Regions from separate parts of the Homo sapiens genome. Here region 2 is linked to region 1. Evidence: read pairs that join two places in POLR2A ChIA-PET (ENCODE). Cell type or tissue: PC-3. All regions are shown on one strand. Each heading gives the region's core, and the rest is flanking DNA. Links, peaks and the distances in the headings are about the cores only.

The links. Peaks named below come from ENCODE experiments on the same cell type or tissue, not always from the same donor. Only the 100,000 strongest peaks of a DNase experiment are listed, where the experiment ranks them.
Region 2: POLR2A ChIA-PET joins it to region 1 with 7 read pairs; 2 of 35 experiments call an interaction of 5 or more read pairs at or near these places.

The regions. Positions count from the first base shown.
Region 1 is chr10:22,298,663-22,314,379 of GRCh38, forward strand. No RefSeq gene overlaps it. Among named protein-coding and RNA genes, the nearest start is that of COMMD3, 9.9 kb to the right of the region's middle. In PC-3, for the core only: no CTCF peak of the experiment used is centred there; a DNase peak (open chromatin) is centred at 9,899; H3K4me3 peaks cover 1,352 bases; H3K27ac peaks cover 7,685 bases.
Region 2 is chr10:21,151,789-21,167,505 of GRCh38, forward strand. It overlaps a transcript of NEBL not described here. Among named protein-coding and RNA genes, the nearest start is that of NEBL-AS1, 14 kb to the right of the region's middle. RefSeq lists enhancers at 7,374-7,924, 9,178-10,082, 10,083-10,986. In PC-3, for the core only: a CTCF peak has its summit at 8,166; no DNase peak of the experiment used is centred there.

The DNA of each region.
Region 1 (15,717 bases), core at 5,944-13,943:
CATCTCTTCCCAATTCCATGTTCAATGCCATCACATTGGGAGCTTGAGACTGGCTGCAGTGGCAATATGTACACCATGAAAATTGGCAAACGCTACACAAATCAGGGCTTGATTTCTTACTTTGTTGATTGTCTAGACTTTAAGTGATGAAGAAATGTTAATAATAGAGATTAGGCCGGGTGTAGTTGCTCACGCCTGTAATCCTATCACTTTGGTAGGCTGAGGCGGGTGGATTACCTGAGGTTGGGAGTTCAAGACCAGCCTGGCCAACATGGTGAAACCCTGTCTAGTAAATACAAAAATTAGCCGGGCATGGTGGTGGGCACCTGTAATCCCAGCTACTCAGGAGGCTGAGGCAGGAGAATCACTTGAACCATGGAGGCGGAGGTTGTGGTGAGCTGAGATCGTGCCACTATACTCCAGCCTGGGTGACAGAGTGAGCCTCTGTCTCAATAATAACAATAATAATAATACGGATTAAACTTAAATGTGTGTCACTTCTACAGACATTACTTGTAAATAGCACAAAATTTAAGGAAACACATTTTTCCTGGGGAGTTAGTTTCACTGCCCAAAAGTCTCATTCTCTGATCCAGAGATTCTGAGGCAACCTATTATCCTTCAAAAATATCTTTTTCTGATTAAGTGTCAGAGTATGTTTCTGAGGACTAAGAAAACCGATGGATGCACTGCTCTATCAGTAACAGGACAGGCATCTTTTCAGTAATTTGTGACAAAAATCTCCACAATATGCCTTAGACTAAGGGAGGGCAAGATTTTCTTTCCTTGTAAAGCTTCCCAGCTTGTAACAAGAACATTCCAGCCCTTTGAACAGTAGTCCAATTCCTATTTAAAATTGTTGGTCTATACATTACAATCGCAACATCTTTTGCACATATTATGACATATCCCTTGTGCCCCTAAATTTAAGTTCATATTCTAATGTGGGAGTATTCTGCACATTTTTGAGGAATTGGACTGCTCATATTAAAATTAACGAACTTTATTTTTTGAGACAGGGTCTCACTCTGTTGTCCAGGTTAGAGTGCAGTGGCATGATAATAGCTGACTGCAGCTGCAGCCTCAACCTCGTTGGCTCAAGCAATCCTCCCACCTCAGCCTCCCAAGTAGCTGGGACTACAGGTGCACGCCACCACACCTGGCTAATTTTTAGATTTTTTTGTAGAGACAGGGTCCCACACTATGTTGCCCAGGCTGGTCTCCAACTCCTAGGCTCAATTGATCCTCCCCACTCAGCCTCCCAAAGTGCTGGAATTACAAGTGTGAACTACTGTGCTTAGCCAACAAATATTTATTGAGCACCTATTATTTGCAAAAGACTATGGCAGAAGTCGTTGGAGAACAAATCTCAAAAGTTTTGTTTCATTTTTGAAGAACTTTATTATTCAGTATGAGAGATGACATATACACAATGACTGAAGTTCAAAACAGCACATATTGGGAAACATGAAAGAGCTTCAAACTGCTATGAAACCTACCAATTTCAGCAAGATAACTAAGCAATATACCATTTATAACAATAAGCCAAGCTTGATAATAAATGTTATTCAAATATCACAGTATATTTATATAAATATATTTATATACACACATATAAATATGTACATATTTATATACACACATATAAATATGTACATATTTATATACACACACATATAAATATGTACATATTTATATACACACACATATAAATATGTACATATTTATATACACACACATATAAATATGTACATATTTATATACACACACATATAAATATGTACATATTTATATACACACATATAAATATGTACATATTTATATACACACACATAAATATGTACATATTTATATACACACACATAAATATGTACATATTTATATACACACACATAAATATGTACATATTTATATACACACACATAAATATGTACATATTTATATACACACACATAAATATGTACATATTTATATACACACATATAAATATGTACATATTTTATACACACATATAAATACGTATATATTTATATATGCATATAAATACGTATATATTTATATACGCATATAAATATGTATATTTTATATATATATATATATATATATATATATATATATATTTTTGAGACATGGTCTCACTCTATCACCCAGGCTGGCTAGAGTACAGTGGCATGCTCACTGCAGTCTCAACCTCCTGGACTCAAGCCATCCTCCAACCTTAGCCTCCCAAGTACCTGGGACCACAGGCACGTGCCAACACAACCAGTTAACTTTTCATTTTTTGTAGAGACAGGGTCTCCTTGTGTTGCCCAGTCTTGAACTCCTGGGGTCAAGGGATCCTTTGGCATCAGCCTCTCAAAAGTGCTGGGATTACAGGTGTGAGCCACCTCGCTGGGCCATAAAAGCATCAATCTTAATTGTTTTTCTTCAGTATAAGAGGAAGACTGATATAAGCCTCGGAGCCAGACAGACCTGGGCTTGGGAAGCTGCTCAGCAATTTGCTTGCTCTGGTTATCAGTCAATAGTTCAATCCAGGAAGCAGAACTCTTAGGAGTAATATGGAATAAAGGATTCATCATAGGGATTACATTTGTGCAACTGTGGGAGATAGGATAATAAAGGTCAGCAAAGGAGGGGATAGTTGGAGGAGCAGATAAAGCACTAATCTGGGAGCATGGATTGGAGCCCATATGGGGCTCAATGTTGCCTCTGCTGGAGGGCCTGAAGCCACTGAAAATGACAAGCAGGATGGGCTGTTGGCAAGGAAAACTGGACACAAAGTGGTGGAAAGCCAGAACATCTGCTTGCAGTAACACAGGATGGTGGCTTTGTACTGTCTCTCATTGCACCTAACCTGGCCCAGGATTGAGAGCACCTGACGAAGATGGGCGGGAGCGAAGGGACCTGTGACTGCAGCCGCTGCCTCATGCCAACAAAGCGAGCCAGGAGACCAGCAACATTGCTCTGCGTGCAATGGCTGCTGCTTCGCTTCTGCATTCCAAATCATGCACAGAAAGCTCTTGTGGCCAACTCTAAACAGGAGCCATACAAGTTCAGGGAATTCCAGGAAACATAGTTTCAGCTTAGCTTAGCTGCCACAATATGAAGCCACCATATTCTGTTACTTGAAGTAAGAAAACAAAATCCTCTTAGCCTCAGTTTTCTCATTTGTGAAAAAGGCATATTAGTACTTATTCTCAGAGTTGCTGAGAGGATGCATATCTTAAGGCATAGCTCCCTAGTATGTAGTGTATTATTTATCTCAATTTATTTATCTCAAATTAATTCAAAGCCTTTAATGCCAGTTTTATAATTTTTCTAATTACCCTCTTGATAAGATTATCATTAATAATTTGCTATTTTTAAAATAAATTAGGCCAGGTGTAGTGGCTTACATCTGTAATCCTAGTATTCTGGGAGGCCAAGACAGGAGGCTCACTTGAGGCCAGGAGTTTGAGATCAGCCCGGCCAATATAGCATGACCCCATCTCTATAAAAAATTTTGAAAAGGAGCCATATATAGTGGCATGTGCCTGTAGTCCCAGCTATTTGGAAGGATGAGGTGGGAGGATCACCTGAGCCCAGGAGTTTGAAGCTGCAGTGAGCCATGATGGTGCCACTGCGCTCCAGTCTGGGTGACAGAGCTAGACCCTGTCTCTAAAAAACTGAACTAAAATAATAGTATCTAATTTTCTTGAAATATGTTTTAATAATAAGTTTAGTCTGTCAGTTCCTTGGGTCATAAGTGATTCTTAATATTATTCAGAGAGAAACTCAAATGCGGCTAACATTTGTATTTATGGACCCAAACTTGAAAATAGGCCTATGATTTATATAGTATTAGTGCTCTTCTGTCATCAACAGCCTGGTCCTCAACCTACGCTGATTGGTATTTTTAAATTCCTCTGCAACTTTTGTGATCTCTTCTTATGATGTTTTCTCTTTCTTTGTGGTTCTTGAGATCAATTCACAAGGAAATCACAGTTCTCAGATCCTAGAGTTGCCAGGATTAGCAATAAAAATATAGGATGCTTAATGAAATTGGAATTTAAGATAAACAATGAATTAATTTTTATTATAAGTATGTCAAGTACAATATTTAGAACATTCTTATTTAAAATCATTCATTTTTCATTGGAAATTCTAATTTAATTAGGCACGCTATATCTCATATGGAAATCCTATCTGATTCTCTTTTCCTTCTGGGGCACCCTGGCCTTGCTAATTCAGGAATCTCTCTTATTGTCATCCCTTCTAATGCTATTTTCACCAGCAATTCCCATAGCAACTCACTTAACACTCAACATATCCCAAGAGGAAGCATGACCCGGCCCTGTACAATGGCTACCTTTTCCATCCAACCACCTATGTCTGCAGTTTTGCCATTCTTTCCATCTCTCCACAAAGAATCTTAGGTTCATTCTTGAGTGCCCCTACTTCCAGACAGTTACTGAGTCCTGTCAATTCTTTCTTTAAAGTGACTTCCAAGGGTTCACTTTCCTCCTTTTTGCTACCTTCACCTCTGCCCTGACCCCTATCTGCTTGATAGTCTCCTTAACTCCAGTCTCCTTCTTTGATCCTGTCTAAATCCTACTCATCTTCCTGAACACTACTGTTTCACTGTACTATGCTGCTTAAGAACTTACAATTGTTTGCTATTGTCTATTGTATTAAGTACTACGACTAGTGTAAAATCTTTCGCTCTTTGAATGACACCATCAAAGAAATGAAAAGACAAGTGGCAGTTCTCTCAAGAAAAAAAATAGATGACCTGAATTGTACTATATTCACTTCAAAAATAAATTCATAGTCTAAGACCTTGTAACAAAGAAAACTGCAGGCTCAGATGACCTCCCTGGTGAATTCTACTAAATATTTATAGAAAAAATAATACCAATTGTACACAAACTCTTCCAGAAATAAAAGAGGAAAGAGGTCAGCATTACCCTGATACCAAAAGCAGACAAAGGCATGAGAAGAAAAGAAAGTGACAGACCAATTTGCCTCATGAACGCACACACACAAAACTGCAACAAAATATTAGCAAATCAAGGCCGGGCACGGTGGCTCATGCCTGTAATCCCAGCACTTTAGGAGGCTGAGGCAGGTGTATTGCTTGAGCCCAGGAGTTCCAAGATCAGCCTGGGCAACATGGTGAAACCTTGTTTTTACATATATGTGTATGTATATATATTCACACATATATATCACATCCAGCTATATATGAAAAGAATAAAACACCAAGACCAAGTGAGCTTTATCCTGGGAATGTAAGTTAGTTTCAAAATTTAAAAAGCAATCAAAGTAATTCACCATTTCAACAGATGTATGATCATCTCAATAGATAAAGAATAGGGCTTTGACAAAATTCAACATTTACTCATAATTTTGAAAACCACTACCAGCAAACCAGAAATATAAGGAATATTCCCATGTTGTTCAACCTAAGAAAAGGCATTTATGAAAAACCTATAACTAATATCATACTTAATGCTCAAAGACCAAATGCTTTCCCTAAAGATGAGAAACAAGGCAAGGATGTCACTTTCACCTTCCTATTCAACATCGTACTGGAAGCCATAGCCCGTGCAATAAGGCATGAAAAATAAATCAAAGATATGCAGATTGAAAAGGAAAAAATATTAAATAAAACTATCTCTATTCACAGAAGACATGATTGTCTATACAGAAATTCCCAAAGAAGCTATAAAAAAGCTAGTGGAACTAATAAGTGAGTTTTAGTGAGGTCATAGGATATAAGGTCAACAGACAAAATCAATTGTATTTGTATATACTTGTAATGAAGAAATTTTAAAATGAAAAAATTTAAAGTATCATTTCAAATAGCACCAAAAAGCATAAAATATTTAGGTATGCATCTAACAAAATATGAAATCTGCATGCTCAACTATAAAACATTGAAGAGAGAAATCAAAGAAGATGTAAATAAAAGTGGAAATATACCATGTTTACATATCGGAAGACTCAATAGTGTTGTCATTTCACCTCCAAAATGATTTATAGATTAAATGTGATTCCAATAAAAATCCCACTAGGCTTTTTTTGGTAGAAACCAACAAGATGGGGCCAGGCATAGTGGCTCACGGCTATAACCCCGGCACTTTGGGAGGCCAAGGGAGGTGGATCATTTGAGGTCAGGAGTTCAAGACCAGCCTGACCAACATGGTGAAACCACATCTATACTAAAAATATAAAAATTATCCAGGCAGTAGTGGTGCACACCTGTAATCCAAGATACTTGGGAGGCTGAGGCAGGAGAATTGCTTGAGCCTGGGAGGCAGAGGTTGTGTGAGCCAGTCTGGGTGAGAGTGAGACCATCTCAAAAAAAAAAAAATCAACAAGATGATTCTAAAATTTATGTGGAAAAGCAAACAAAATGGAATTGCCAAAACAACTTTGAAAAAGAAGTACAAAGAAGATTCACATTATCTAATTTTAAGACTTACTATAAATCTACCATAATCAACACTGCGTGGTATTGGCAAAAGGACTGATGAATAGATAAATGAAACAGAATAGAAGATCCAGAAATAGACCCACAACATATGGTCAGTTGAAATTTGAAAAAAGTACAAAGGTAATTCAGTAGAGATGAGATAGTCTTTTCAAAAAATAGGGCAAAATAATTGAACATCCATATGCAAACACACAGAATAACAACTCATATTTCACACCATACATAAAAATTGACTTAAAATAAATCTAAAGTGTGAAACATAAAACTTCTAGAAGAAAACATAGGAGAAAATCTTTGTGACATTGGTTAGGGAATGATATTTTTAAATACAATACCAAAAGCACGATTCATTAAAAAAAAATAGTCGGACTTAAAATTTCTGCTCTTTGAGTGACATTCAAATGAAAAGACAATTCATGAAATATCTACAAAAATATTTGCAAACACATAGCTGATAAAGGACAAGTCTCTAGAATACATAAAGGACTCTCAGAACTCAGTAATAAGAAAACAACCCAATTAAAAACTTGACAAAATATTTGAATAGACAATTAGTGAAGATATTTGGATGAGAAACAGGCACATAAAAAGATGCTCAACATATTAGTCATTACGGGAATGCAAATTAAAACCACAATAACATACTATATATCTATCAAAGTGTCTAAAATAAAAATAACTGATAATACCATATAAGAAAGAGGATGTGAAGCAACTGAAAGTCCCATACAATACTGGTGGGAATGTATACGATGTAGCTACTGTGGAAAATAGTTTGGCAGCTTCTTGTAAAGTTAAACATACACACATCATATAACCCAGCAATCCCACACTTTGGAATTTATGTAAGAGAAATAAAAACATTATGTCTACACAAAACTAGCACAGAAATCTTCATAGAGGCTTTATTCATAATTGCCAAAAAGCTGGAAACAATCCATATGTCCATCAACTGGTGAATGGAAAAACAAACTGGTATGTCCCTACAATGGAATACTATTCAGCAATAAGAAGAAATGAATTGCTGATATATCAACAGGGAGAATCTCAAAAATGTTATGCTAGGTAAAAAACCAGCTGAGTGTGGTGGCTCTTGCCTGTAATCCCAGTACTTTGGGAAGCCGAGGCGGGCAGATCACCTGAGGTCGGGAGTTCGAGACCAGCCTGACCCACATGGAGAAATCCCGTCTCTACTAAATATACAAAATTAGCCAGGTGTGGTGGCACATGCCTGTAATCCCAGCTACTTGGGAGGCTGAGGCAGGAGAATCACTTGAACCCAGGAGGCGGAGGTTGCAGTGAGCCAAGATCACACCACTGCACTCTAGCCTGGGCAACAAGAGCGAAACTTCGTCTCAGAAAACAAAACAAAACAAAACAAAAAACAGACACAAAAGACTACATACTGCATGATTCCATTTGTATGATGTTCTGGAAAAGGCAAAACTACAGTGAGATGAAGTAGATCAGTAGTCTCCTGGGGTCAGGGGTAGGGCAAGTATAATGACTGCAAATGGGAAGAGGGAAGTTCGCTGGGATTATGGTGACACTCTACATCTTGAGTGTAGCGCGGTTACACAACTGCATACCTTTCCCAGAACTCATTGAACTGTTCGATATTTTGGAGTTGTAGAATTTAAACCTCTACATTCCAAATCATGTGTCCTCCATTCCATGGTAAATGAGGGTTCTTACTGTTTTTTTTCAATTTGGCCAGTCTTCTCAATGCCTTATGGACTTTGGGCTCTTTGTAGATAGATGTTTCAAGCAGAGTCAAAAGTACCACAAGTTATGGATCACTCAGACTAGAGTGTGAGACAGCAACTCCCTGAACCCAGACGAAGGATGTGCCAGAGAAAAATACGAAGACATCTCGATTTTGCTCCCTGAGATTTTCTAAAGAGCTGCTTACCAAAGGAAATGATTCAAGAAAAACTGGAGGAAGAACCAGTGAAAAGACAGGGAATGGAATGGTCCACTATGCCTTCTAAAGAGAGAGATGTTTACAAGCAGGCTGACCATAATGAACATTGGTGGGCTCTAAGATTCTTGAGGGATCAGGAGGTGAGAAGATAAGAGAATTATTGTCATCAAGGCCTTTGAGGGCATCATATGACTGCTGTTATTAAAAGAGCTCTGTAAGGTTCACTTTACAGTTCCTGATAGTGAAGAAGTGCCAGGCAGCACCCAGAAGGTTTTCGTTTTCATTTTCTAAATAGGGGCTTATGTGCTTGGGGTCCTCAAATGGTTACATCGCATGCGCACCTGCACCAGTAAAACCTCACAATTATAGAATTACACAATTTGGTTAAAATTACCAAATAAATACCAATAATGGTGCATGTGCCTTAGGTCTTAATACTTTTCAAGAGCCATGTGAAAGAGATGCTATTATTATTTCCACTGTACACTTTAGGAAAATTAGACTTAGAGAAAATAAGTCTTTAGTCCAAGGTCATAGAACTGGAAGCAAGTGGGATACTGGCATGAGCCCCGTTTTCTGTACTCCATGCACTATACTGCCTTCATTCATTGAACAAATATTCTTGACTATCTATTAAGTACCAGGTACTTGTCTAATAAAGGACTCTCTATGAGAACAGTAAAGTAAAAAAGTAAAGAAGTTACAACCTATGGTGCTTTTTTTATAACCCATATTAAAAATCCTATCAACTTCAGTATACTTTAAGAAGGTATTATAACTTATTTATATAACTTTATAGCAATCCTTACAGTTATTAAGATAAAAAACAGCTTGTTAAGCAAAGTTATTAAAATCTCCCTATTAAATAAAATTGAATACATTACTGGATAAATGCTCCCCAAAAAAGAGTTTTTTGATATTTCTTTTCAATAAATCTTGTTACAAATGAGTATGTTTTTAGAAAAACTGATATTCCACTTGAAACAAAAGATAAACACTGATACTTAAATTTGCCACTTAAACCCTTATATTTTCCAAAATTATCATTCATATAATTATTGAGATATCTTAAAGAAAAAAGAATGACTATTTTTATTCAAAGAATGGCGCAATATTCTTATAATACTCAGAGAAGTACTGGCTACTCTCCTATTATTATATTTAGCTGGAATGATTTAAAATTTTTGGCTAACATATAACTATGCCTAAGAACCTGATGACATTTCTATGTAAAGTTTTTTTTTTTTTAAAAAACCATCTTAGGAATCATATTGAATATGTTTAAATCTAGCCAAGTTTTTATCTTTATACTTTTCTTAAACTTTAATACCATAAAAGAAAGCTAAGATAAAAAGCTTAAGCAAACACAGTTAGATTGTCTTTATACTATTTATAGCAATGGACAGATACTTAAAGCTTACTTAGCTAAAGATTTAAGTCTGTTACTTTATGACATATGCTTTCCCCCAACCCCTGTTAACACGGCAGGATGTTTGCAAAATGACTACTCTCCTGTAGTGACTCTTGATTTTAACCTAACAGACTATCATTATGACTCAGTTTGAACATTTGTCATCATAGATGTCATAGTTTCTACAAACAGACAAATATTGATCATAGCAACTTTTAGAAATAGAATAAAACCAAAATGAAATTAAAATTAATTTAAAAGTATTCGTTTGAAAACACTCTTTTAGGTTTCTAGAAGCACTTTAATTATTGGTTAAACTGACTTCTAAACATCTGTATTTTATATTTTTATTTATGTTCATCTTGCTACAAAAATAATTTAAGGCAACTTTCAAAAGTATATAAAAACATATGTAAGAATATTATTTTCCTTCTATTATAATTGACAAGTGCAAAATCAATTTTTTTCCAACATTTCCAGTATACACTGTTGAAAGTTCTTTATAAAGAAGAATGTATATTGCTATTGAAACTTATAAAACAAAATATGTATGTCTTTATTGATACTTTTGGTCTTATAAAACTATTTTTTATTTCAATTCATAAACATTTTAATTATTGTTTAAGCAAAAATAAAAGTTTTCTTATAGATCTATCAACTACTCACCTATATATCACAGCTAGGCCTAATTTAAAATTTTCTTTCATTTTCAAATTCTAAGAAAACCATTTGAAAATTCAGTTTTCTTAGGGCCTTGTTTACCCACATATTTCCATCTACATTGTTATTCTTTAGCAAATTTCTCCTGTTTTTGGTCTGTAATTTATAGAGCACTAAAAGTCAAATAAAAGTTGCCAATTATCTGATTAATTTTGATTTAGAATACTGCTGCTCTAAATGATCCGGCCTATTTCTGTTAGCATTAAAAAAAAAGAAAAAAGAAAAAAAGAAAAGAAAGTTGAGTAATTACGCCAGTAATTCAGGTCCAAGTTTCTAATTACATGGACTAAACTGACTATATAAATACAATTCTCCCTTTCACCTGTTGCTAGTCATTATTTTCTTGGTGTTTTGTTACATTAAAAAGATTTTATAAAACTTGCCTCCCCATCCCCTTTCATAAAATATAGATTAAAATGCTTACACAAAGAAAATTAATTTTGAAAATAACATTTGAGAGAGTTAGAAAAACATTTATGTTTTAACCTTAATAAAACAATGAAACAAAAGTTCAGGGAAAAACTGAGTATATGGGAAGAAACACAGTGGAAAAGTTTAATCTATTTTTTTAGGTGCTTGTTTTCTCAAAACTCTGTAAAACTACTTTCTAAACATTCACCACGGTGTAAAAATCAGCTACGTATAAACAATTCAAAGTATTTTCTGAATAGTTCTAGCTATGTAACAAATGTGAAAAAGCTGAACACAATTATTCTACTAGGATTTTTAAAAATGTAGTTTTTAGACTGACTTATCCATAAAATGGCTTCAAGTCTATATTTAATTTGAAAAGGGGGATAAAATCAGTATTCTGTTGAATATAACAACCATAATAGAAAAGTTAAATTCTTTTTTTTTGAGACAGAGTCTCACTCTGTTGCCAGGCTGGAGTGCAATGGCACGATCTTGGCTCACTCAACCTCCGACTCCCAGGTTCAAGCAATTCTCCTGCCTCAGCCTCCCTAGTAGCTGGATTACAGATGCATGCCACCACGCCTGGCTAATTTTTGTATTTTTGGTAGAGACAGCGTTTCACCATGTTGGCCAGGATGGCCTCGATCTCCTGACCTCATGATCCACCCACCTCGGCCTCCCAAAGTGCTGGGATTACAAGCGTGAGCCACCGCGCCCGGCCCAAAATGTTAAATTCTTAACCAGTATCATTTTAAATATTGTACACAATTAAAAATATTAAAACACTTATCTAGGCTTTCATTGCCATGTAAGCTCTTTTGAAATATTAATTTTGGTTTAAATGCTTACTTTAAATGAGTTAAAAGTACTTTAGCTGTAAAGTCTCCTTAACTGTTTATAATGTATTTAATGCAAATCATCCCTTCTTATATACTAACTTCCATTCTAAAATGCTTCATTTGACAAGTGAATATAGTTACATTTTTCAGTTTATAAGCAATTATACTGTTACTTTGGTTTTAATCTACAAAAACCTTTATTTTTGTTTTCATTTTTGTTTGTAAAATTATAGTTCCTTAAACAAAATATACTTATTTGTACACATTTTAACATGTAAAAAGCATGTTCTCAAAATACAAACTTGAAAAAGTTACTGGCTTTCAACAATAATATCCCACAGCATAGGCCCATTTGTTCCATTTTTTGCTGGAATTCGTGAAACCAACCCAAACTCCAATTTCTAAGGTATGAAAAAACACAGAGATTCCAAATCCAGACCTAAAAAACGAAGAGACTCTGTTAGACATTCTCTGCTGTTGTAGTCTAAATGTAGGACATCTTGAAACTGATTAGATTCTGGACAAAACAGATGATCTTTCAGTCTTTTCCAAGCCTTACTAATGAAGCTTAGTTGAATTCATTGTAGCTAAAAGAATCTTGGATTGTGTCACAGAAAATAAACACTAAATAAGCTTTCTGTGACACTTCTCAGGTCCTTTCTCTCTTCCTTCCTCTTCCTCTTTCCCCCCTTTCTCTCTCTTCTTCCCTCCTTCCCTCCCTCTTTTTAAAGATATAAAACAATTTAAAGGACTGTCTGTGTACACATGGAAGAATTAGATACAGTCATCAATGTAAACTTGTTTCATGTCTCTTCTTCACTTTACCCTCCTACAGCTAAGCCATGGGCCATCCTGGCTGATACCAGATCAATGATATAGGAAACTGAAGTGGTGACGTTTATAATTTTAGTACAGAAAAAAAAATCAACCTGCTGTTGAGGAGGTAACTGTGCTTATTATCTAAATGGTCTATTTGATGGAATTTATTAGGTGATTGGCCAGTTCCTAATTTTCATATAAATTAACTGGTGAAGATAGAAATTATGTGATTTAAGAATTGAACTTGCTTTTTATAATCCATACAAAAGATAAGTGAATCATTTAAATCACTTACGGAATTTAAAGGAAAATTATTTTTTATTTGTCTGTGCAGAGAAATTCTAAGACACATAATGCAACCTGTTCTTTTCTCATTAAATGTTACATGGAGTATGACTGCTTTCTTTCATTTCTTCCTAACTTCCTTCCTTTAACTTAAAATTTGCCTTCATCTTTTGCCAAATTACATTTGTTTATTTTCATTTCTTTTTTACAAATCGATTTCTCATTTCTTCTTAGATGAAGACTTCACAATTTTGGTCTTTACAACTCAGATATTCCCCATGTGACATTAACTGCTTTGCTTAAAAATAAGGGATCAAACTTCCTAAAATACGTTTCAACATGCTACGCTGAAGTCCTAAAGAGTAGACATGACTTTTCTAATATCCACGAAATCCTTTTAAAACTGTGGACTGGTTAGATACAAAGATTTGATATTTAAAGTTATAATTTCATTCTTAGGTCTGCTCCTTTAATTTTGCCATTATCTTATACTCACTCAAGTAGCTAACAAAATCATGGCATGACAACACTGATGACAGCTCCCAAATTTCACTTTAGAAATTAAATAGTATTTTCTTGCCAAGATTTTGACTACAGAGTTTCTTATTTGCAAAGTTTAACAAAATTATGGTTTTCTAGGCCAAGGTGTGCAGATTACTTGAGGTCAGGAGTTTGAGACCAGCCTGGTCAACATGGCAAAATCCTGTCTCTACTGAAAATACAAAAATTAGCTGGGTGTGGTTGCATACACCTGTAATCCCAGCTACTTGAGAGGCTGAGGCATGAGAATTGCTTGAACCCAAGAGATGAAGGTTGCGTGAGCTGAGATCATGCTGCTGCACCCAAGCGACAGAGTGAGACTCTGTCTCAAAAAAAAAAAAAAAAAAAAAAAAGAAAAAATTACGGTTTTCTAATTTCAGGAAATGTTGTGAGATCTTATATAATAAACTCAATTTCTCAGTAGCATGATAATTTGACTTTTTAAAACTTAGATTTAAAATATTTAATTTTTCTTATATTTTGAAGTTTTATGTTTTATATTTCCCAGATAAAACTTACGAAAATGAAATATTTAAAATGGTACCGGCCGGGTGCAGTGGCTCACGCCTGTAATCCCAGCACTTTGGGAGGCCAAGGTGGGCGGATCATCTGAGGTCAGGAGTTCGGGAGCAGCCTGGCCAACATGGAAAAACCCCCATCTCTACTAAAATAAATAGATAAATAAATAAATAACATAAAATGGTACTAAATGATGACAATATTAAATAGAAATTGTACTATTTACCATTTAATATAAATTTATTCAAAAAAGTTTTAGGGGAAAAATACAAAACACTTGTGCCAAATCATAAGCGTAAGTTATCTGTTTTAGAGAACACTGTATCATTAATTTTAAACCCTGTGGTTACAGTTTATTTAATGTAATTTGTATTTCATTTCCCTCACACATTTTTAAATCCACATATGCAAATTAAACTATACAATGTGAGAAAAGGTTATATTTGTCCATATCAATTATTGCAGCAATGACTGTTTAGAAATAATTAGGGATTGGATTACATGTTTAAATTGAAAATAAAAGCTTTACTGTCCCCTCTGAATACTCAGTTTGGTGTCTCACAGTGTGATATAAGATGCAATTTGAGACCACTGAACTCTGTGATCATGAATGTGCAAAAACTTGACCATTCAAATTCCAAGTCACAAACTATGCCTTGCCAAGTTATTTAATAAAAGAATATAGACAGGTTTTATAAACTTCACTGAAACAGTTTTTGACTTATACTCTCAAGTGTCATATATAACTCAGTTAAATACTCCTTCCAACTGTCCATTTGTGGTTAAAATAGCTTTAAAACAGTAAAGACTATTTTCATTAACAAATATCTCAGAGTTTAAAGTAACCATCAAAGCATCGGTGTTAGGGAACACAGAGAGAATGGTTTCTTATTTAGAGGTAGTTTCTAAAGTGTTCTAAACTTTCTTCTCTGTAGCATATGAGCAGGCAGGGATAAAACAGATCCCCACTAGAATATATAATAAATATATAAGCCAGTTAAAACTAGTCTTTGTCTCGATGGCACTTAAACTTATTATTTTTTCTCCCCATGGAGTTCCATGAGCTCTTCAATCTAAAGGAATATCTTCCTTCAGCGTTATTTGCACAAAAGCAAAAGTACTTATACAATCTGAAAAAGAAAATATTGTAATTCATAACACTAACAAATGCAGCAATGAGGCCTGTGGGAAAAGCTGACCACATAGATCCGGTAAAAGCCCTAGCCTATTTAATTGTAATCACAATAAAGGGACCAATATTAAATTTGTTTCTAAAAATATTAACCAGTTCAAAGGATATCAAATGTACTTGAAACTCTAAAACATTGTTTAAAAAGGTAACTTCTAGTTCTTCAAATGATTTCTAGATTCTCAAAAAGAAAAATAAATTTATCAGCATTGTCTACCTAATATTTGCAGTTTAGGAGGCAAGATATATTGTTAATGTGAAGATGGTTGCATCTGTATTTTGTTGTTTTCAGCTGCACATAATTGTTCTTTTAAAAGGCTTTTGGGAAGCCAAATTTAGTTTACTGGCTTTGAGCATGCAGAATTTTTTAAAGTTTAGTCAAAGTTCCAATGCTGTTTTGAGTAAAGCAAAATTTTAAACAGTATTTTCATACTTTCAGAATATGTTCATATGTAGTTTTTCTAACATAAAATGCATTGATCTTTATGGCTGTAACCAAGAGAGTCTACATCTGGGTAGTCATGCCTTTTGATGATCATACTTCCATGTATTTCAATGACTTGTCAAAGACACACGTTT
Region 2 (15,717 bases), core at 3,505-11,504, 1.1 Mb before region 1:
ACTTATGCAAAATTGCAAACTCTCCTCCAACCCCCTGCCCAACCAAGTGAAACTTATCTCTTCCCCTGCTCCATTTTTCTCTATAGAACATATCCGTTTCTAATATTTTACTGATTGTTTGGTTTTGGGTTTTGTCTGCCTCTTTCCACTAAGAAGCTCCACGAGGGCAGGAATTTTCCTCTACTTTGCTCACTGCCACATTCCAAGTACTTAGAACAGCGCCTGGTTCATAGGACAGGCTCTTTCAATATTAAGTAAATGAACAAATGAATTCCATCATTACTGAATAATAAATGAAGGAGTGAGTGCATTTCCGCTATCCGGAAATGGGACAGAGAAGGCAAGTCTTCCAGGGCCTGCGAGGAATGCAGGCGGAGTCAAGTCTGAGCTTACTTCCACCCAACACAGCCCAATCCATGATGGATTCTCTTTCGTGCTCATCTGTCTGGCCACCCCTTGACTTCCAATGATCATCAACGAATCTCATAGATTGGACCCCAAGGACAGTGACGCCAGTGTAATATTTTAAATCCGTTAGTCCCAAGAATTCCAAAGGCATCCAATGAGCATCTCCCCACCTCCATTTCCCAAAGTTATACAATGCCCCTGGGCTATTCCTCACATCACAGGCTACAAGGACAATAGTATCCAACATTGACAAACCTCAGCATAAATCCGCAGGACACTGAAGTGGGAGGATCACCTGAGCCCAGGAGTTCAAGGTTACAGTGAGCTATGATTATGCTACTGCACTCCAGCCTAGGAAACAGAGCAAGACCCTGTCCAAGAAAAAAGAAAAAAAAAAAATCCAGAGCAACAAAAGCCAAAAAGAAACAGGAAGAGGACAAAATTTCATCCAAACTTCTAACTATTCTGCCCAATTGTACATCAAGTAATATTATACTTGGTTCAAGCACAAACTCCACTCTGAATTTAAGAACCTCAGAACAGTAATTTAACTTTCTGTTTGGAGAGAAAAGAAAGACTAATGAGTCAAGCTGTAGTCCAGAAATCCAATGACTGCATTATTTTCCTTCTTTATTCTTCTAAAATAAAGAGTGACCTTGAAAAAAACAACTGTACATCAATTTCCTTGTTTGTAGCAACATGAATAATAGAATAACCCCATAGAAAACCAGCACCACCTTATGTACTTAGAACCAAAGTCTTGGTCTCCTTGGTCTCAACCTCCCTTTTCAGACTTGGTGGATTTTATCTGGCTGAGAAACTCCAGTCTCCTAGGCCAAAATTGTCCACCCCACATCACGAGCCTTCTAGCTCACAAATGTGCAATGACCGTGAAAATAGGTAATATTTATGGGTCAGGCAGTTTATATGCATTATCTCATGTAAACCTCTCAACAACTCTTGGCAGTAGATGCTATTATTCAATATTATCTCCCATTTCACAGATAATGAAATTGAGGTTGGAGAGATGAAGTGATTCCCCATGTGGATCTAGAGGTCAAAAAGAAATAAGTCTGGCTCTTAATGCCCACACTATACAGCAGGGCTGCAAAGGCCCTTGTATTATAAATTAATTTTTTTTTAAGATGGAGTTTTGCTCTGTCATCCAGGCTGGAGTGCAATGGTGAGATCTCAGCTCACTGCAACCTCCGCCTCCCGGGTTCAAGTGATTCTCCAGCCTCAGCCTCCTCAGCCTCCTGAATAGCTGGGATTACAGGTGCCCACCACTACACCTGGCTAATTTTTTATATATATTAAAACAAATATATATATTATATATGTATTAATTTTGAGACGGAGTCTCACTGTATCTCCCAGGCTGAAGTACAATGATGCAATCTCAGCTCACTGCAACCTCCACCCCGAGGGTTCAAGTGAATCTCCTGAGTAGCTGGGATTACAGATGCACACCACCACAACCAGCTAATTTTTGTATTTTCAGTACAGACGGGGTTTCACCATGTTGGTCAGGCTGGTCTCGAACTCCTGACCTCGTGATCCTCCCTCCTCAGCCTCCCAAAGTGCTGGGGTTACAGGCGTGAGCCACCGTGCCCGGCCATAAATTAAGTTCTTAAAATAAAAGTATATACGGAAATAAACGTAAGTCTTTACATCTTAAAAGTTAAGATGTAGGACCTCGTTATATTTGTTAAATGATGCAAAATGAAATAAGACCACATGAACAAAATAGAATGGGCAAAATAGAAAAGTTCATAATGAACACAGACATGATATACATATTTTTCAGAAATCTATTCCACCTGATTCAGTGTTTTTGGGAAACTGTTTCCTAAAAATCAGCTTAATCATAAAGAGAATGATTCTCCAGTTCAGAAAGGAACTTCTCATATTATTAATACCATACAGAGAATAAATTGTCTTTAAAGCAAACACTAAAGTCATATTTAAAAGTGAGCCACTGGCTGGGCACAGTGGCTCACATCTGTAACCCCAGCACTTTGGAAGGCCGAAGCAGGAAGATCACCTGAGGTCAGGAGTTCGAGACCAACCTGATCAACATGGTGAAACCCTCTCTCTACTAAAAATACAAAAATTAGCCAAGCATGGTGGCATGTGCCTGTAGTCCCAGCTACTCGGGAGGCTGAGGCAGGAGAATCACTTGAACCTGGGAGGTGGAGGTTGCAATGAGCTGAAATCGCGCCACTGCACTCCATCCTGAGTGACAGAGTGAGACTCTGCTTCAAAAAAAAAAAAAAAAGTGAGCCACAATGTAAACAAGCTATAACATTAAATTTTCATGACTTTGTGCTCGTGGGTCTCAATAACACCTGTGTTTAGAAATTCACAATATGAAACAGAATATGAGAAAGGTAGCACAGCACTCAAAACCAGCAGCACAAACTCTACACATTATCCAAAATGCTAAAGAGATGCTGGATGTGCACTTTCCTCAATTATCAACATTGTAAAATAAATCTTCACAGCCTGGAATCTCTTTATTGCCTTTATTAACTCTTACTCCAAATCCAAATCTTACACAAAATCTAAAATAATTTGAAAATGCATTCCAATTTGAAATATATACAGGGGTACTTTTTGAATTTTTTATTTTAACCTTTGTGGGTGTATAGTAGGTGTATATACTTGTGGGGCACATGAGATGTTTTGATACAGGCATACAATGCATAATAATCACATCATAGGCTGGGCGTAGTGGCTCACGCCTGTAATCCCAGCACTTTGGGAGGCCGAGGCGGGTGGATCACGAGGTCAGGAGTTCGAGACCAGCCTGGCCAACATGGTGAAACCCCATATCTACTACAAATACAAAAATTAGCCAGGGGTGATGGTGCACACCTGTAATCCCAGCTACTCCAGAGGCTGAGGGAGGAGAATTGCTTGAACCCAGGAGGCAGAGGTTGCAGTGAGCTGAGATCTCGCCACTGCACTCCAGCCTCGGCGACAGAGCAAGACTCCCTCACACACACAAAAAAATTTTTTAGTAATCACATCATGGAAAATGGGGTATCCATCCCCTCAAGCATCTATCCTTTGAGTTACAAACAATCCAATTATATTCTATTAGTTATTTTTAAATGTACAATTAAATTATTATTGACTATAATCACCTTGTTGTGCTATCAAATACCAGGTCTTATTCATTCTAACTATTTTTTTGGTACCCATTAACATCCCCACCTCCTCACCACCCTCCCACTAACCTTCCCAGCTTCTGGTAACCATCCTTTTACTCTCTAGCTCCATGAGTCCAGCTGTTTGGATTTTTAGATCCCACAGATAAGTGATAACATACAGTGTTTCTCTTTCTGTGTCTGATTCATTTCACTTTATACATAAGTACTTCGGAAATCTTGAGTACTGTGCCTATAATAAGGTAACATTTCAACTTTCAAACTCACATTCAAAACCCAAGTAATCACTGGTAATCACTGCATTGCTACAGCTCAAACAATTGACACACCTGAAAAGACCAGAAGAGTGAAATAGGGAAAACATTACCTGGTTCCAGAGAGAAAACTGACTGGGCAAGGGAGGTGCGTTGGAAAAGCACTATCACATGGTCATTCGTGTTTCCACTTATTGAGCTGTGCCCAGTTCTTTATAATTATCCATTTTCTCTTTTCCTCCTCACAATCAATTCCTCTGCAGAGATTAACGCCCACTGCATGACAAGAACAGAGGCCCCAAGAGGTGGAGTTGGCCCCCACCTACTGATTATTGCCACCGCTCAAAAGCAATATTGGGAACAGCCCTACAGTCTCCAGCAGGGCCCAGACCCCATATTTCAAAACAACGGTTCATAGAAAAGTTAAAAACATCCATCACACCACAAGTGCTGAATTTCTGGCCACTCAAGTGGTAAAATAGAAAGAATCAGTAGAAACTCCAAGGAAAGAAAAAACTGCTGGCATTCATTTATTGGGGGACAGGAGGAATTCTATTCATGTAATTTGCGAGAAGTAGCTTTGCCCTTTCTTTAAAGACCAGGAGAGTTTTCCATTTGGCATCTTTTTGGTGTGGTTGTAAGCACGGGGCAAAAAAGTACAAATGTGCTTTTGTACAAATGGACAAAGAGTTATCAAAAAATTAACTCAACAGTATTTAGGAGGCATTGAAAGCTAGGATCTGATTATGAGGAGGAAAAGAGAGCAGTGTGTTTGGGATTCGTTTTCAAAGTCAGGAGCAAACATGGAAGAAGAATGGTGTTTTCAAAACACACATTAATTCAATTGATGGATAAGATTTCTATCAGGTAATAAAGTTCACCTGGGAGAATAGGCTAACCAGGGAGCATGTCTACTGGAAACAAAGCAAGACCAACCCATTTCTTATCACAGGACATAACTATGCTGCCTTCGTGCTTTTTTTTTTTAGGAGCCCATTACTTATATATAAAAAATGGCAATTACAAAAGTCTATTTCACTCACTCTTGAAATACAGATACAATCCTTCATTGCTTAATAAAATAATAAAAGAAGTTTTAAGAAAGTGAAGCTATCTGAGAAACTTTCATGAGAAAATTAATAATTAAATTCTGAAATTGAAATATAAATCCTAAATCGTAGGAATATTAAGATTATAAATCTTCACACTAGAATCTCTACATTGAACTACAGCCAAGGTCACAATCATGAGTTTTTCCCCCTTCTTTTTAAAATAAAACAAGAACTATGTCATTTTCTATAAAAATTTAAACCATATTTCTTCTTGCCATTTGAAACTGAAATTCATTTCCTTATGAATATTTCAATACCATTCTCCTACAAGCAAGAACAATCTATCAGAGAACAATTTTCTAATTGTTTTACAAGCTTACAAAGCACATAATGTCACAAAGTAAAGGTCCTGGGTGAAAGAAGAGAAGGTTATTACTCCTTGAAAATATTAGTGAAATCACAAAGATATGCATGTCAAAGGAAGAAACAGACACTGTGGTCAACTCGTAATTCAGAAAAAGTCTCCATTATTCCTTCACTTTTTTTTTTAACACTGATCTTTTATAAGCTTTATTGAGGTGTCATTGATATACAAAAAATTAACAGCATTTAAGCCAGGTGCAGAGGCTCATGTCTGTAATCCCAGCACTTTGGGAGGCCGAGGTGGGTGGATCACGTGAGATCAGGAGTTCAAGACCAGCCTGGGCAACATGGTGAAACCCGTCTCTACCAAAAATACAAAAAATTAGCTGGGTATGGTGGCACGTGCCTGAAAGTCCCAGCTACTCAGGAGGCTGAGGTGGGAGGATCACTTGAGCCTGGGAAGCAGAGGCTGCAGTGAGCCGAGATGGTGCTACTGTACTCTAGCCTGGGTGACAGAGCAAGATTCCATCTCAAAAAATAAAAAAAAATTGACAGCATTGAATTTGTTTTATAAAATTCTTCAGTTCACTGTGTATATATTTCCTTTCTTCTCTAGCATCAAAAACACAGTTAATTTTGCTCTGCTTGACTTTTCTTAGTGAACCTGTTGGAGTTGAATTGTATATGTATTGGAGTCCAAAAAGTGTGTTAGAGTCCTAACCCCACAGACCTCGGAATGTGACCTATTTGGAGATAGGGTCTTTGCTGAGGTAATCAAGTGAGAATGAGGTCATAGGTGTGGGCCCTAATACAAGATGGCTGGTGTCCTTAGAAAACGAGATTAGGACACAGACACACATGAAGGGAAGTTGATGTGAAGACACAGGGAGAAGACGGCTAGCCATCTATTCAACATAAGCCAAGGACAGGGGCCTGAAACAGAGTCTTCCCTCACAGGCCCCAGAAGAAACCAACCCTACAGACACTTAGATTTCGGACTTTTAGTCTCTAGAACTGTGAGACAACAAATGTCTGTTATTTAAGACACCCCGTTTATGGTACTTTGTCACAGCAAGCCTAGCAAACTATGACAGAACCTATGAGGACTTTTTATTTTAAAGTCTTTACAAACCATTCTGCACTCATCCATGTGAGGATTTTGCCAGGAATTAATGTCACATTAATTAGGCTGTAATTTCTACAATCTGTCTCTTCCCCTTTCTAAAACTTGGGATGTTTTCTCATCCCCAAAGCTTTCTTTTGCTGACAATTTCTCAAAGAGAATAGGCAATAGTAATAATAGCCAACATTTATACAGTGTCTACTCTATGTCAACTATTTACATAGATTATCTTATTTATCCTTGCAGTAACCAGAAGAGGTAGCAAATACTATTATTATCAGCAACTGAGACACAGAATGCCCATTTTGCAGATGGGATAACTGAGACAACATCACCATTTTGTAGGTGAGGAAACCGAGGGATGGTGAGGCAAAGTAACTCAACGTCAGCCCCAGAAGGGAATGGTCCCTTCACTCCCCCACCACATCCGCTCTCACTGCTAAGGGACATGATTCCAGTGTTTCAGTTCCAGGACCACATCTACAGGGTTTTCTCAGGTCCCTAAGATGCCACCCTCTGGATGGACAGATTCCAATTTCCTTAATCCAACGCAAAACGACTTGATGTCTGACTACTGGCTCTCCTAATTTTTACTTTAATTTCTTAATGACGTTTTGGATCTTTTCTAGTTGTAAATCTGTTCTTCTCAGTTGAAAGGATAAAAGCTAAATAGGAATTGCATGAAAGCTAAATAGGATTTTTTTCTGTCATCGTTTATTATCACAATTATCCTCCCCAAGCCAGGGTTCCACTTTTTTCTTAGAATATAAGTGCTTTTGAAACCCACTTTGTCTTTAGAATTGTCACAAGCCATGGTTTTGAGCTTTTCTGATCCCATTCTTACTGTGTCTGCCATCTTTGAACACTCAGTGATCCATCTTTTAAACTGTGTGTTAGGCTAATCTGAGCTTAGAAAGCTCCCAAGGTATGTCCTATGATGCTTTTCCTCCACCCTTTTTTTAAAGATGTATTCCCCCTTTCTCTCTCTGAAATAATTAACACTTTTTCAATCAGGATTTTATTTTTCAAAGTCTTCTATCTCACTTGAGCCACCTTTTTTTCTTATTCCTTCTTCTGTTTGTTCAGCAAATCTTTATTAAAAGCTAACTGTGAGCTAATGACTAGACCAGTCACAGGGGTATGGCACACATCGTTTATCTTAGAGTTTCTGAGAACCTAAGATTTCTTGAACAAGCACAGCCTTTCCTTCTTCCCCTACACCGTTTGAAGGTTTTCTTAAAAGGCTAGGTGTGGTGTGACTCCTTCTTTTGCTCTCCTGAACTTCAACATAACAGAGACTACGTGTTCTAAAGTCCTCACAACTGCTACCCCATCGACCAATTCTTTTCCAAATTAAGCGCAAAGCAGCTTGAAAGCAGTGACGTTGTCCACAAAAGCAAAGCAAGAAACCAACTGGTATTCTCTCTTAAACCTTCAGCAGATAACTCATTGAAAAAGCCTCCATGACATTTCCAATCTGGACAAGAGGCACATGGTCTGCCATGCAGCGGGGCCACCTGTTTCCCTTCTTTTCCTTCTCACTCAAATGTTCTCCATCATCTTTTCACCTTCAAGATTCTTTCTATTCATGGATTCACCTCCTAGACATGTTTCTCTTTTAGCATACCAAGCCTCTCCACTGTCACAATTTAATCATCAGCCTGTCCCCATCCCACGTTGGCAAAACTCCTGGATCTTACGTATCTCATAATGTGGCTATGCATTGGTACAGACAGGTGAGGTCATAAATATTCCCCTGCTGGTCTCTTCTGAGAATTACTTGATCCTTCCTCCATTCAGGGACTTCTTTTATGTTACCACCTGTTTTCTCCTGCTAGGGAATTAATTTTTAAATCCTCGGTAACAATTGTTCCTGACCCACCAGTATAGACCCAGAGAAAGAAGCCAGACTTGGGAAGCTTGCTATCAGATCAGCGACTGCTGTCTCCCATTCAGAGTAAAGGTTCTTTTACAGTCAATCAACACATGTTTATTCAGTCCCTGTTATATACTCATCACTGTATAAAGAAAAAAAAAAAACTAATATGCTTTTCTTTCAACGTCTGCCAAACTGCCATTCTGCAGGACACTTCCTGGGCAGCAGCCCCCGTGTGCAAATCTTGAGTGCTTTTTACGGGCCACTCAGCCCTGCAGGTATATATGACACAAGAGGCGCACAAATAAGCCAGCTTCCTGACTCCCAGCCAATTAAACCTGACATTACATAACTGCTGTTTTAAAAAAAGACCACAGAGGCAAACCCTCTAAACAGAATTTTCTTTCTTTAGTAGCCTCTGAGGAAGAACTGTTCTAATATGGTGTTTCTATTCCTGATAGGAATAACCCTTAATTATCACGTGCCTTAAGCATCTAGAAATTTTTAAATAGAATTCCCCTTAATGTTAAGAGAATCAGAGAACTACGTCACTGGCAACAGAAAAGACTTCAAATAGAGAGAAAGAGAAACGGAGAGATAGTGGGGTTGGGGAGGGTGGGTTGGGGGAGAAGCACTGATCCTACAGAGTTATTTTTAAAGTTCTGGAAATGTGGGAGAAAAGGCAGAACATTGAAGAAAAATCACTTGAGAAAAGAAGATTCTTCCACAAGAGCCTGTTAAGACCTTTTATTCATCAGGAATTGACCATTAATCCCTGATTAAATTTAGTTTCAGGAAATGAAGCCATCAAACTTATTTCCAGGGGGAAAAAAAAAAAAAACATGATATGCAAGTAAATGTGTATATGGTCTGATGTCTCAAACACATGGTTCACTCCTAGGACTTTGAAAAACAGAGTCATAACAAAGTGATTTTTATAAACTACCTTTGTAGACATTATTCTTGTCATCATTTGTTCCATTGCATGTCAGTGACCCGTAATCCAGCTGCAAATTTCAATATTTCACCTACACAGAGGAAGTGTTTGCTACTGTTCATGTGCATTATCAGTCCAAGCATGGCCAGCAACATCTAGGATCGCCACACAGATCCTTATAGAAAGATATGTCTATTGCTTCTTTTTTATTTTTATTTTTATTTTTTGTTATTTTTTATTAGAGACAGGGTCTTGCTATGTTGCCCAGGCTGGTCTTGAACTCCTGACCTCAAGTGATTCTCCTGCTTCAGCCTCCCACAGTGCTGGGATTACAGTCTTGAGCCACCATACTCGTCCTCTATTCCTTCTCATTGAGTCAGCTTTCTTGGCTGGGGATGCCTAGAATAAGGCTAAGCTGTATCATTCAGACAGCCAAAAGAACTCACCATGCCCCCAACAAAGCTAGATGGGCAATCTGTTCCAACAGAGGGACAATTTCTGAGCACACAGCACGTGTGCTTGTAGACAAAGGCAATTAGACCATTCCTGACCTCAAGAATGTAATTTGCCAATAGGACAGACTCGTGTATCAATAAAAACAAAATCTAGAGAGTTATATTAAGAATCCGCCCATAATTAGTGACCCCCCACCCCCTGTTCCTGTTCACAGGCAGCAAACTATTTCTAATCTTCCCCAACTTCTATTGACTGACTGGGGATGGTGGATTTTAGGCCCTCATTCATGTCCTGATGGAATAGGAAGGCTCAGGATGTAAAGAGGCAACCCATCAAAGGTAGCTTTGATGGCGACAGTGTGAAGCATGCCTGTTGTATAATAAAGAATTTGAATGGCCTTTGTCCCTGGTTCCTGGGAGGCATACTCTAAATACTTGAAATTTCCCAAGTAATTGGAATGTCTTTGTTATTCATGAGCTCCTTGGACCATATCTAAGGGGATGTGATCAAGGTGGCTCAGTGCACCAGAAAAACCAACTCTGTGATTAGAGGTTTGGGGCTTTGAGCCGGATGAGATCAGCTGACCTTTTCCAGGGAAGAGAGGGGGCTGGAGATTGAACAATCACATCACCAATGAGTCAATCAATCATGCCTACATAATGAAACCCCAATAAAAACTCTGGATACCAAAGATTGGTGGAGATCCCTGGTTGATGATTGCACCAATGTGCCAGGAAGAAAACACATATTGATCCCACAGAGCAAGGACAGGGAAGCCCCATATCCAGGATCCTCTCAAACTTTGCCCTAAGTGTCTCTTCATCTGGCTGGTCTTGATTTGTATCTGTTATGCTAAAACAATCATCTTAAGTAGAGCACTGTCCTGAGCCCTGTGAATTGTTCCAGCTAATTATCAAATCTGAGGGGGTCGTGGGAACTCTCAAATTTGCAGCCAGTTGGTCCAAACTGTAGGTGACCTAGGGACTCCTGGGCTTGAAGTGAGAGCAAATTTGTTGGGATCTGTGCCCTTCATTTGCAGAGTTGATGCTAACTCCACATGGTTGGCATCAGAATTGCATTGCGGTATTGTAACACCCATTCTCAATTCCTTACACACTTGCTCTTTAAAAAGTAAAGTAGTCCCTTCAAGGAGCAAAGCTCTTGCAGGCTGACTTGACCTCGCCTATCCCAACTCACCTCCCACTCCAGGCTGAGAATATCTATGGTCCAATTTCAGCAGGAAACCAACTCAAATGGGAAGACAAACACGACCATCATACAAAGCAGGCTCTTTGATAGGTGATATAATTGAGGCATAAAAAGTACAATGGATGGACAAAGAAAGAGTTCAGTAATTGATTGAGAGATTCAGAATATCTTCACAAAGGTAGGCATAGCCTTACAGATGTGCCTTAAGGATCAAAGTCACTCCAATGCCAGAGGGCATAAGAACAGCATGAGTAAAGGGTCAAATCACTGTGTCTAGTTAATAATGAGGAAAATTACAAATATATCTAAATTTTATTAATTCCTTACCATGTGCCTGAAACTCTGCTAAGCTCATTATTAGATTGGATATTCCAATGAATCCTTAATCCTAAGAGATAGAGTCTATTATACCCATTTTACAGATGAGGATACTGAGGCTTAGGTTAAGAAATTTGGTGAAGGATTCAAAGCTAGCAGCCCAGTGTGGCTGGAGAGAAGGAGGTTAAATGGAAGTGGATAGAAGAAGGTAGATTGTGAAAGGCTCTGAAAGTCTGCTAGAAACCCAGTTTTTTTTCCTATAAGCAATAGGGAGCCATCACAGGTGTTTGAGCAAGAGAGTAGTATACTCAGAACCAAGTTTTCAGAAAATAACTGTGGTGGCAGGAAATGCATGAAGCTCAGGAGACTGGGCAGATAGTGGGGAGAGTAGGCAGGAGAAGACAGTGCAGGTTATCCAAACAGGCCATCAAAAATACATCTACTTATAGGGCACGTCTTTCTGCACTGAGGTATGCGTTTGCTGCAGTGTTCTTGCCACTCCCACGCATTGCCTGAATTTGCTGGAATTCACACTCTGGATCAATTAATGGATACAGAGTCATATTTAAAAACCAAATCCAACATTGGCAGGCAACCTTCTAACTCCCGCTCCACATCCCAGATCTATAGACCCTTGGCTGAGTTCAGTCATCCTATTTCTCCAAGTTCTCTGTGTTTGGTTGCACCTGCCTTTGATGGATAATGAGTCTCAGAGTGCTAATCAAAGATTTTTATCCAAATGGCTTTTTAGACCGCTGAGCTGATGCAGAAGTACAACAGACCACCAGTCTGGTTATTGATCAGATGCTATTCAAGAATGCACACATCGAACTAGTTCTCTTCTGGCTCCTCCTAGAATTCAATAAGAATGAGTCAACAGAGAGTGTGAAAAAGTAAACAGAAGTCAAACGCGAAGCAACATCCTCCAAGACTCTGCTAAGAAAAATGCACAGCTAACTATAAATAAAATTAATACGGGATTTCCAGTGATGGAAGAAACAATCATTGCCACTTAAACCTGGTCCTTCTCACAACTTCCTGTTTTCATGGTTAGGTCTGTGCCCTATCTAGGTTCGACCAGAGAGGCCTGAAGAACTGTTAGACCCATTAGCAGGACTTTGCTGAATTCAAATAGCCAACCTGAGCATGGAAGAAATCAATAATAATCATTTTACTTAGTTCCTAAAACATTCTGGGTACTCAGCTCATAAATATTATTCTAGATTCCACGGTAAAGCCAAGGTCTCCTAAGGCTAAAAGCCAAGGTCTTCCTAGTAACACTAACTATAAGAACTGAAACAGAACAGAAACGTAATTGATTTCTCCTTCCTCTAGAGACTTAAAGGAGTTCTAAGCCCTCGAGGACAAGGGTGTCATGCATGGCTATGTCTGTATCTCTCTTACTCCCTGATGTCCTAGGAACCACTCTGTAAAGCACTCGTCTGAAAACATTTAAAGAGGACCCACTGAAATGTCCTCTCGCACAGGCCCTTGACACATAATCAATATACCTTTAAGCACACATATCTATATCTTGCATTAACCTTGCATTTCACCATGATTGAGGAGAGATCTGCTGAGCTTCATCTCAAAATCTTTTCTAATCTGACATCATTCCATAATAAATACATCATCATAAACAGGCAGAACTTACACATCAAAGGCACCTTTCAGAAACATTGCAAATGGGACAGAGAACCCAGAGTGTGGTTTGTAAATATGATTCCCTACAATGACTTAAAAGATACCAAAATGCATTAGATGTTGCCAACGGTCCAATACGGTGACTGAGAACCAGATCATTTTGTATATACACTGGAACCTTTTTATTGGCTCAAAGTATCTCCTTCCTTTGTTTTCAATCATCCAATTATAACCCAAAAAGAAAAAAGAAAACTGTCATCCTGTCACGTCAGATACTGTGTCAAGGGGCAAAGGTTTAATTTTTTCCATGAGGTATGTAACTAAAAAGTCAGGCAGGGCACATTGCAGTGGATGCTAACTAGAACTCTAACATGCCACAATATCCTTCCATAGAAACAGTCACTTTTAACAATGTGACCTTTTCTCTTGTCTTTAAGGGAGAAATAGGAGACAACAATTTTCCATTCACTATTATAAGTAAAAGAGTGGACTGACATTTGGGTCCTGAAGTGTTATTTGATGGGCTCAAGCTTACAAACATTTCCCCATTTAATCTCTATAAAGTCCCTGGTAGGTGGGAATTATTTTCCCATTGTACAGATTACAATTTAACCCAGAAGGAAATAAATGAGCATTCATAAGAAATGTTTTTAGAAAGATGTCACATTTTGAAACCAGACCTCTAAGTAGTGAAAGTAAATTCCCACTACGTTCATTACAGATCAGAAAACGTGAGACTATCCCAACAGCAGGATACTTTATTATCCCTTGGAATTCAGGCTTAATGAACCCTAGTCACCAGTCCCCACAGATCAGGCTCCTCAAAGCCTCATCCTAATCCAGTTCTTCTGGATCATGCAAGCTCTGTCTGCCTTCCCAAAAGAAACTAGCCTGGGCCTTATCCTAAACTAGGGGCTAAGAGCAGAGGCTACACACAGTCCTCGCAGTCCCTGAGGTGACTAATATTATCAAGTACCTTCTAAATGCCAGGCTCATCTACGGCCATACCACCCTGGACGTGCCCAATCTCGTCTACGTGCCAGGCTTGGGGGCATATGCAGATACATGGGACAGATCCCTTGGAGGATACAGACAGATAAGCTCATGGTTCCTGCACAGGGTGGTGTGGGCTCTTACTGCTGAGCTGAGACCTATGTGGTGACTGTGTTGGACTGAACCCCAGGGAAAGGTGTGGGGTCGGGTGTGATGGGCACAAACAGAAAAGTGGCTGTTATGATTCACAAACTTATTGCATGTCATTGTACGTTACAGGTAACTTTCAGTGCTCTCTGATGTATGGAGCATTAACAATATGGAACTAAACTAGTGTTTCTCATATCTTTCAATCACCACTTCCAATAAAAAATATTTTCTATTGGGAGGCCGATGTGGGAGGATCACGAGGTCAGGAGATCGAGAACATCCTGGCTAACATGGTGAAACCCCGTCTCTACTAAAAATACAAAAAATTAGCCGGGCCTGGTGGCGGGCGCCTGAAGTCCCAGCTACTCCGGAGGCTGAGGCAGGAGAATGGCGTCAATCCGGGAGGCGGAGCTTGCAGTGAGCCGAGATCAAGCCACTGCACTCCAGCCTGGGCGACAGAGCGAGACTGTGTCTCAAAAAAAAAAAAAAAAAAAAAAAAAAGAAAAGAAAAAAAAATTTTCTACATCATGATCCAGTACACATATGTACCCGTATCACTGAAAAAAAAGTTTGCCGAAAGAATTCTCTTTTTAGTACTTAAATGAATTCTGATGTTTTCTCTTCTCATTCTCTTTTCTTCCTTCTTTCAATTCTGGTTACAACTCTCTAATGGGTAGCAGCCCATAGTGCGAAAAACTTCGGTATAAACCTTTTAATAGGTGTGAGTGAGTTCTTATCATTTATTGATGTACTTCCTCTTCTCTCTTCCCCACTCTTTCTTCACCCCTCAAAAAAGTACCAATGAGGAAAGACGGACACTACTGTTTCCTGGAGGTCTGCCATGTGCCAGACACCAGGCTACGGCCTATCCTAGTGTTGTTTTGTTACTTCTCATACAGCCCTGTGGGTTTAGTATTACTGTGCCCATTTGACAGATGGAGAAACTGATGCTTGGCAATCGAGAGACTTGCTCAGTAGGCCAGGATGGAGCTAGGATTCAACTCCAGCTCCATCTAGCTCCAAAACTCCAATTAGAACATGTTGTACTTTGTGACACATTGTTTTGTAATCAAAGCTAACTTCATAGCAGGAATTTCATCAATCTCCTTGAGATAACTCAAGTCCTTGGAGTGTTCTAGAACCAAATTCAGGAGGCCCAACTACAGATAAGGAAAATAGATGGTGGGAATACTCTCAGGTTTCAATTTAATTTCCTTCTGTGTCCTCTGATTACCCTTAGGAAAGGCACTAATGAGGAGTGACCAGCAGCGAAATGGTACGTGAGAGGCAGCGGAGCACTGGCCTCGATAATCACACTCAACAGGGGCCGGCAGAACTGTGCTGACCGTTCTGGGTGACTCGTCACGAGATGCACCCAGCCCAGCCTCTTGCAGGCGGTAGAAAGTCAATAAATATTCACGAGAGGGAATGTGAACACAGGCAGACCGAAAGTAAACACAACACTCAGCGCCTGCTGTTTTATTTTTTAAAGTCTTCGGAAACCATGTTAAGTGAAACTCTTTGATGAGAGGGAATCTTACTTGGATCACTAAAGATACTTCACTGGATACTTCTGTTCTTTTAGCCCCATAATTAAAGATACATTTGACTAAGATACAAGGTATAGTAAATGTAGGCAGGTCAGAGGAAATGTTCAGCCCAAAAATATGTCTGTGAATAATGTTCAGCCGAAATAATGTTCTGGGGAAATTATTGGCAAGGTCATGTTAAACTATTGCGTCGTTCCTTGGTGGCACCCCA